Regions from separate parts of the Homo sapiens genome. Here region 1 is linked to region 2. A link is a loop called in an ENCODE intact Hi-C map of the cell type or tissue named here. Cell type or tissue: GM12878. All regions are shown on one strand.

The links. A loop is a pair of places that touch in the nucleus more often than their neighbours do. Peaks named below come from ENCODE experiments on the same cell type or tissue, not always from the same donor. Only the 100,000 strongest peaks of a DNase experiment are listed, where the experiment ranks them.
Region 1: it touches region 2 in a loop (4-fold over the local background); 1 of 110 quality-filtered maps calls a loop at or near these places.

What each region holds. Positions count from the first base shown.
Region 1 is chr6:22,356,141-22,360,140 of GRCh38, forward strand. It overlaps a transcript of LOC105374971 not described here. Among named protein-coding and RNA genes, the nearest start is that of PRL, 61 kb to the left of the region's middle. In GM12878, no CTCF peak of the experiment used is centred here; DNase peaks (open chromatin) are centred at 1,671 and 1,971; H3K27ac peaks cover 1,339 bases.
Region 2 is chr6:22,024,318-22,028,317 of GRCh38, forward strand. All of the region lies in intron 7 of CASC15 (cancer susceptibility 15), which reads left to right. Among named protein-coding and RNA genes, the nearest start is that of NBAT1, 120 kb to the right of the region's middle. RefSeq lists enhancers at 1,624-1,793, 2,809-3,520. In GM12878, no CTCF peak of the experiment used is centred here; DNase peaks (open chromatin) are centred at 944 and 1,724; H3K4me3 peaks cover 1,585 bases; H3K27ac peaks cover 3,793 bases.

The DNA.
Region 1 (4,000 bases), 330 kb after region 2:
GTCCCTACCAGATTAGCTAGATACAGAGTGCAAATTGGTGCATCCACAAACCCTGAGCTAGACACAGGGTGCTGATTGGTGTGTTTACAAACCTTGAGCTAGATACAGAGTGCTGATTGGTGTATTTACAATACCTTAGCTAGACATAAAGGTTCTCCAAGTTCCCACTAGCCTCAGGAGCCCAGTTGGCTTCACCCAGTGGATCCTGCACCAGGGCCGCAGGTGGAGCTGCCTCCCAGTCCCATGCAGTGTGCCCACACTCCTCAGCCCTTGGGCGGTTGATGGGACCAGGGCGTGGAGCAGGGGGTGGGGCTGGTGGGGGAGGCTTGGGCCACCTAGGAGCAGGGGTGGGGGGTGGTGGGGGGTGGTGTGCTTAGGCATGGCGGGCTGCAGGTCCTGAGCTCTGCCCCGCCGGGAGGCATCTGAGGCCCTGTGAGAATTCGAGTGCAGTGCTGGCAGGCTGGCACTGCTGGGGGACCCGGTGCACCCTCCGCAACTGCTGGCCTGGGTGCTAAGCCCCTCACTGCCAGGGGCTGGCGGGGCCACCGACCGGCTGCTCCGAGTGCTTGCCTGCTGAGCCCACACCCACCTGGAACTCGCGCCGGCCCTCAAGCGCCGTGCACTGCCCTGGTTTCCGCCCGTGCCTCTCCCTCCACACCTCCCTGAAAGCTGAGGGAGCCGGCGGCCTCGGCCAGCCCAGAAAGGGGCTCCCACAGTGCAGCGGTTGGCTGAAGGGCTCCTCAGGTGCGGCCAGAGTGGGTGCCGAGGCCGAGGTGGTGCCGAGAGTGAGCGAGAGCTGCGAGGGCTGGCAGCACGCTGTCACCTCTCACCAGTATATTCCCAATAGATTGTTTCCCAGTCTTCTGGAAAGGACATATTCTGCTAATAGTATCCACAGAACAATGACAACTCAGAAAATCTAGTGGAAACTTCTAGCCTAAACCTAAGGACAACAATGGCAAACCTCTATGAATTGCTGATCATCTTCCATGGGATAAACACTACTGATACATTATCTCATTGAATCCCCATCACAACAATGCCCAGTAGTCATCATGTCTCCTGTTTTAAAAATGGAGAAAGTGAGGCTCAGGAATCTTAAGAAATTGTGACAGGTATGAAGACAGTACAAACAGAAGCAGGATTGACAGTCAGGATCTCTGATTCCAAAGTTCCTTATGTTTTGTTGCATCTGTTAAAAGATTCTTTCTAGTCAGGGCTTCCTGGAGGGAAGAGTTATTAGGTCAACCTGATATAGGAAGCACAGATGGTAAAATGGGACCACTACCTGAAGGAGGCTTTATCTTGGCAAGGAAAATGAGATTGTCATGCAAGAGATAAACAGCACAGGCCAACAGGGCATACGTTGCCACCAGAAGTCTGGGTTGCCATGTCTAGGGAGTCATATATGTAAGTCATGAATTGTGGATATCAACTTGTAAGAAGTAGACAAGAGACAGAGACTCAGAGATGGAGCAACTAGAGGGGCAGCTGGAGCAGCTCAGGCCAGAGGCTGAGTTCCAGGCTGCATTCTAATTTAACTGCTCTTTGACTTGGAACAGTTATTTCCACTTCTCTAGGCCTAAACTTTCTCACCTATGAAAGGAAACTGGATTAGAAATGATTTACTTGTGTAGGTCTCTATTTAAAACATAGTCCCCAGCAGAGCATCTGGTGGCTTTCTCAAGCAGAAATGTATTTGTTGTGCAGTTTCCCCATTTGAGTCACTTATATTTCTCATTATCTACTCTTTCTCACAATGTATTTGTCTAGATCAGTTTTAGAAAAAAATAATCTTGGGTAGGAATAATAACTACTGCTATGAAGCACTATTTTAGCTTATTTGGTCTTCTATTTAAAAGCCTGTGTTGTGGTCAGCATACTCTAGGGGAAGAAATTATTTCAGAATGTCAGCACATCACCTTGAAAAAGTTTACCTCTTTAAAAATGTGTCTTGAAGTGTACAGAAGAGGCATAATTTGCATACTTTTGTTTCCTGAAACAGTGTTTTTCCAAATAACTCATCTGTTAAGTCCCTATTTGCCTGCAGCAATATAGAATGCATACTCTCTTTGACAGAGAAAATTAATAGTGCATTAGGGAACTTTCATTTCTGGAATAGCAGTTCAGATTTAGTCTAGTCATCTAATCCAAGATATTAGTATCATTTTGGGAGCATGATCCTTGGGAGAGTAAAATTCCATATAAATGGCCATCGGTGTCAATTCTGTGTTTCAATTTGACAATCACTCATTTAATATATGCTATGAGCAAGGACCAAAGCCAGGTGAGATGTATAAATAAAAACAACTTCTTTGAGATTCAATTTCTTCACCTCTTGTAAAGTAACACAATTATTTCACTGAAATGGTAATGATTATGGTATATACCTCAAATAAGAATTAAATGAGATGGTGGATATAAAATGCCTGGCACAGCTCCTGGCATGGTGGAGATACTAAAAAAAATAGTAACTTCAATACAAAAAGTGTAGCCCTTGTTGCCCTGAAATAATTGAATTCAAGTAATGGGAATCTAATAAGAGATCCCAAACAATAAGCTATAATGTAAGATAGAATACAATCAGTTTTTATTTCATAAAAAAATGGAAAGAACAAAATTGAGAAGCATAGAGAAAAAGGCAGATAGTATTTTTGTCTAAAGAAATTAGGTGAAAATTCATTAATAAAGTGACATTTTTTGGACCTTACAAGAGAAATTAGGTTTTAATATGCATTGTAAGGGTATTTGGTTTTTAGACTTCTTAAAACAGCAGCCATGATCAGGACAATATAACTAAGAAGTAAAACTTCCATGGTAAAGATTGTAATCCTACAATTAAAAGTAGTTTCAAGTGGCAGGTTTCAGAGCCCTGTCTCTAGTTTTGTCCTAATCAGCCCTTTTGTCAGTGACTTGATTATCACCTTATCAGATGATATGAAAGTGGGAGATAATTTAAATCCAATGAGTGGGCTCAATCTAATAGGATGGTGTTTAAAAGCAATAAATACATTTATAGTTCTGTACTTAGGTCCACATAATTAGGCATGAGAGTTTAGGTTACAAAGAAACCCAATGGTTTTAGGCAATTGTAACTCCATGCATGACATAGCATCCAAAATTTCATGGAGACTTTTTTCTCTTCGTTAATAAAACGATCTCACTGAATAAATATCCAATTAGGTCCTTCTGTATGCAAAGAACATATAGCAGTACAGAGTATGCATACACGTGGATTTTATAATTTTGAAACTAAAATTTCAGTAGAATGAAGAGAAGTGAAACAAATTTCACAGTTAAATGTTGCACGACAATTGTGACAAGTGTTGAGAGGGAGAAGTGCAGGGTGTCATCCATGCACATGAGATGGGGACGGAGACCTGAACTCTCGTCAGAATCAGGGAAGGCTTCCTTGGGAAGTGATTTTTACTGAGATCTGAAAGATGAGTATGAATTAGCCAGGTAAAAAGCAGCAAGAGGGTCCCTCAGGGAGAGGAAATAGCATATTTAAAGGCCATTGAACTGTCCCACAGGGTCTCATACGTATTCCTTCTGCTTCTGATGGTTTGATGCAGATGTATATGGGGGCCTTGGAAGATATGTATTGATGGATGTACAAATTATTACTACCAATTTGGAAAATAATCGGCACTAGCTTCAAAGTTAAAACATTGTCTTACTCCATAGCCAAAAATGAGAAGATAGAGTGAGAAGAGAAGACGTGCCAGGTTTGAGCCTTAAAGGCATTTAGTTAAGTTGGTAAGACTTGTGAGAGCCAGATAACTTATAGACGGTGGATGTGGTCAGTGTTATAAAAGAGATAAGATAAGGCTTTGTAAAGCATAGAAAATATTTTTATTTTATTTTATTTATCAAGATGATGTTTCAGTTGTCTTTACTAAAAGATCTAATTTTGTTGGGCAGAATTAGGGTGATCTCAATATAAAAAGACTGGTTAGAAGAGAATAAGACAGTAAAGATGATTTAACGGAATTAACCA
Region 2 (4,000 bases):
CTTTCAACCTCCACTTCAATGCACTAGTTGCCAGACAAGTTAATTTTAATTTTTAAAACCTCCATCCATTTTGGTTTTGCATGAAATGTTATTGTCAGCATTCAGGTGGTAGCAGTGCTCCAGTTCTAGTACTACCTTTCCCATCTTCTGCATCCTTCTAGAATCCCTTCTTGCTTGTCACGGTCACACACACTCATAAGTGTGTCTCTCTTTTTATGTGTGTATGTATATATGTAAATAAAGAAAATAAAAATATATACTCTTTCTTTAAAAAGAGTTTCTGTACAACATTAGGTTCTGCAGAGGGGTTGTTTGGTCTGGGGACTATATGCAAATATGAGATTTCTGTATTAGCAGCATATCTGATACTTTCCAACTAGTTTTTTTTTTTTCTTGTCAATCAAACATACTATGTAGATATTAGCTGTAGGCAAGGAAAGATTTAAAAATATAACCGACATGGGCAATATAGTGAGACTCTGTCTCTACAAAAAAAATTAAAAAAATTAGCAGGGTGTGGTGGCACATGCCTGTGGTCTCAGCTACTTGGGAGGCTGATGTGGGAGGATTGCTTAAGCCTGGGAGTTGGAGGCTGCAGTGAGCTGTGATCTCACCACTGCACTCCAGCCTGGGCAACAGAACAAGACCCTGTCTCAAAATAAATTAAAAACATATATATATAACCTATGACAATGGGAAACATAAGAAGTACTATAAAACTGGATATCAGATACTATTAATAAGTGAAATAAATGTTTTTACTCAGGTAATTCCTCTATGTGACTTATGGTATCCTCAAAGTGAGCTCATACTGTAACTTTCACATAACTTTCCGTCAAATGTGAAGATTTTTTTCTTCTCTCAGGGGACAGTTAATGCCTTTTGGTAAATGTAAAACTGTACTGCGAATGTCAGTTCCTGATCAGATTTGCCTGAGTCTCTAAAGGGAACATGACAAGGGGCTTTGTGCCTGCTGTGTAGGGTGTGTGGTAAGGCGTCTTTCTTCCTTGTGGCTGAATTTGGAATGCCCCGCTCTTTCAGTAAGTGCCATTAATTACACTATTGCTCCTAGAGCACTGAACTGCTCAGCAGGGAATTTCTCCCCACTTTCTGGAGTCTCTGGGGCAGTTTCCATTCATTGCTGTGGGTGGTGGTGAGGCACAGGCTCTGCACCAGCCGCCTGGCTGGAATCCGCCTGGAGACCTCTTTGTGATTTCCCTGAGCTGGGAGAGGGGATTTGGAGCACCTGGTGGGGGGATGCAGCTTGCCACCCTCGTCTTCGTCAGCCTCTCCCCTCCACCCCCTGCACTTGGGAGCACCACCCGGCAGCAGTGTTTTTGTGCCTTGAAACCTTTTGGAGCCGCTGGAATGGAGGCCACCCAGAGCTTCTGTGAGCAGCTGTAGCTGCAGATCTCCTATTGGCCAGAGCAGAGAATGTTCTTACTTATCTCCATTGAGCATGGGTGGCCGTGATCCCTCAGGATAATGCAATTTCTCACTGTCTGGAGGTGGAAGCTATTGTCCTGCTCTCCAGCTTGTTGTTTGAAGTCTTTTTGTAAGGCTTCCGGCTTCTGCTGACTCACAGACACACACAGAAAAACTCCCTTACTGGCTTGCTCCCTCCCAAGGCTTTTGAAATGGCTAAGGAGATAACAAACCTCCCCCCTGCAAGGGGGTAATAGCTTAAATAGTAAGTAGAAAGAACTGTTTTGTACATGTCCACAAAGTCTGAGAAACTTCATCTTCCTCTTTCACTGCTCACTCCGTTTCCTTCCTTGTCCCTTACTCCCCTCTTCAAAAGTTTTGGGCTGAGCCACAGGCCTAAATGTGGTTTGCATATGATTTTTACAGAGGCACAATTCACATCTGGGGACTTTTTCAGATTAACAAGTTGAAGGATGCCATCTTTGTTTCCCCTATGGAAAATTGCCATTTCTAATGAACATTTTATGAAGAAGCCTTCTTCACTTACCTCTCCCACTTGTGATAAACTGTAATTAAAATGTATGAAGAACTTGATTCATGGTGTATGCACCTGGGCTCTTTGTGGAGTCTCTCTTAGCAATATGCCGTGAGAACAGACTGGCAGTTGATGGATTTCTAAAGCAGAAAATCAAGCTTATTCACAATAGAAGCTTATAGTTTTAAAAACCACATGGATAAGAGGACTGTAGTTTTGCAAGATTTGGCAATCATCGATGAACCCAGTAGCCACAGTGACCGAGACTGAAAATGTAGAAGGCTAGCTTTCCTTCTTAATTACTTTTAAACTACGTTAGCAAATTCTCAGGGTCAGTGTGATAGTGATAGTTTCAATGCTTGATTATAGTGATTTTTTTTCGCATAATAATTTTCTTATGTTCCCGTAGCGTAACATAGGTCTTTTTATTAATTAAGGAGAAAGAGAAAGATTGTGTAGAAAGCATTCTTATGTGGTAGCATGTGTGAACTTCTTATAATTAGCAACATGTCCTCATTGCGTACTTAGAAAAATCCAGTGATATAAATCCTCTATTTTGTGCAGTCACTATTTACCCAACTAAATCATTTAACTGATAACATTCACACCTTTCTCCATGATATTTTAGAATAATATCAATGTACAAAAATAATCTCTGTCCTTTCATTGTCATCAGTTTATGAAAATACTGCCAAAGAGTTGGAAAACAAAGTTTTCTCATGTTTTACAACACAGCTCCCCTGGGCCACTGGGCCTAATTTGTTCTTACTAATTTTCAAAAGAGACTCCATCCTTTAGCTCCCCAGAAATATACAGGCTGTCCTAAAGAAGCCGCAGCCTGATACAGAAACTCTGCCAACTTCTAGGAAATGGAAGGTTCTGGAAAGTAGATCATTTTTCCCTCTGGTAGGAACAATATAAGTTTTAGACGTGGGTGGGGGGGTGTTGTGTTTGTGTTAGACATATATGTATACAGCTGCTAGTGCAAAAATCACAAACCTTTCAGTTTCCCTAAGGCTTGTCTGCAGCCCTTGTGCCTTGAATGCAGATTGTAATAAATAGAGGCAGTCTCTGGCTGGAAATGCCGGACATCTCTGTTTGAGTTAGAGCTCTTGTTCCAGGCGTCAGGGGATTAAGACAGAGGGTTGTTTTCTAGCTTGCCCTAGAGCCCCTGGGCCTTTGCGGATTGGCGTAGTTGCCTTTCTGTGTGTGCAGAATCTTGCCTCCAGCCTCCCACAGTGTGGGGAGAGAGAATAGGGAGAAGTGAGGGAAGGGAGGTAAATTATTCAACTTCTGCAAAATGTCAGGCACTGTGCTGGGTACTGTACATATATTTCACTGAAAAGTAAGTCTTTTATAAATATGGCAATGTAGAGCTTCAGAGATGGGATTTTGGAGCCAGACCGCCGAAATCAATGATTTTGCCAGGATTCAAATGATAACTTGGCCACTTTCGAGGTATAGGACTACTTGGTGCCTCAGTTTCTCCATTTGTAAAGTGGGGATAATATCAGAACTAACCTCAATTGTTTGTTGTTGGGATTAAATTGTAAAGTACTTAGAAGCGTGCCTGGCATGCAGTGATAGATAAGTGTTACATGAAAGGAATGGAAAACAGAAGTTAATCCACTTGCCCAGTTCAACTAGCAAGTAGCTGGGGCAGGATTTGAATCTGGGTCTGTTGGCTTAAAAGAGATGATTTTTGCCTGGGGAACATGGTGAAACCTCATCTCTACAAAAAATACAAACATTATCCAGGCATAGTGATGCCCCCCTGTAGTTCCAGCAACTTGGGAGGCTGAGGTGGGAGGATGGCTTGAGGCTGGGAGGTGGAGCTTGCAGTGAGCTGTGATTGTGCCACTGCACTCTAGCCTGGGGTAACAGAGTGAGAACCTGTCTCAAAAAATAAAAATAGAGATACGATATTTTTACCTTACCATAGCACCATACTTTCTTTTCTTCCTAGCTACATTTGAGGTGGTACCTTGGAGTCAATTCTCTCCATTCCTCCCCACCTTACCTGATCAGGGGTGGTTGCTG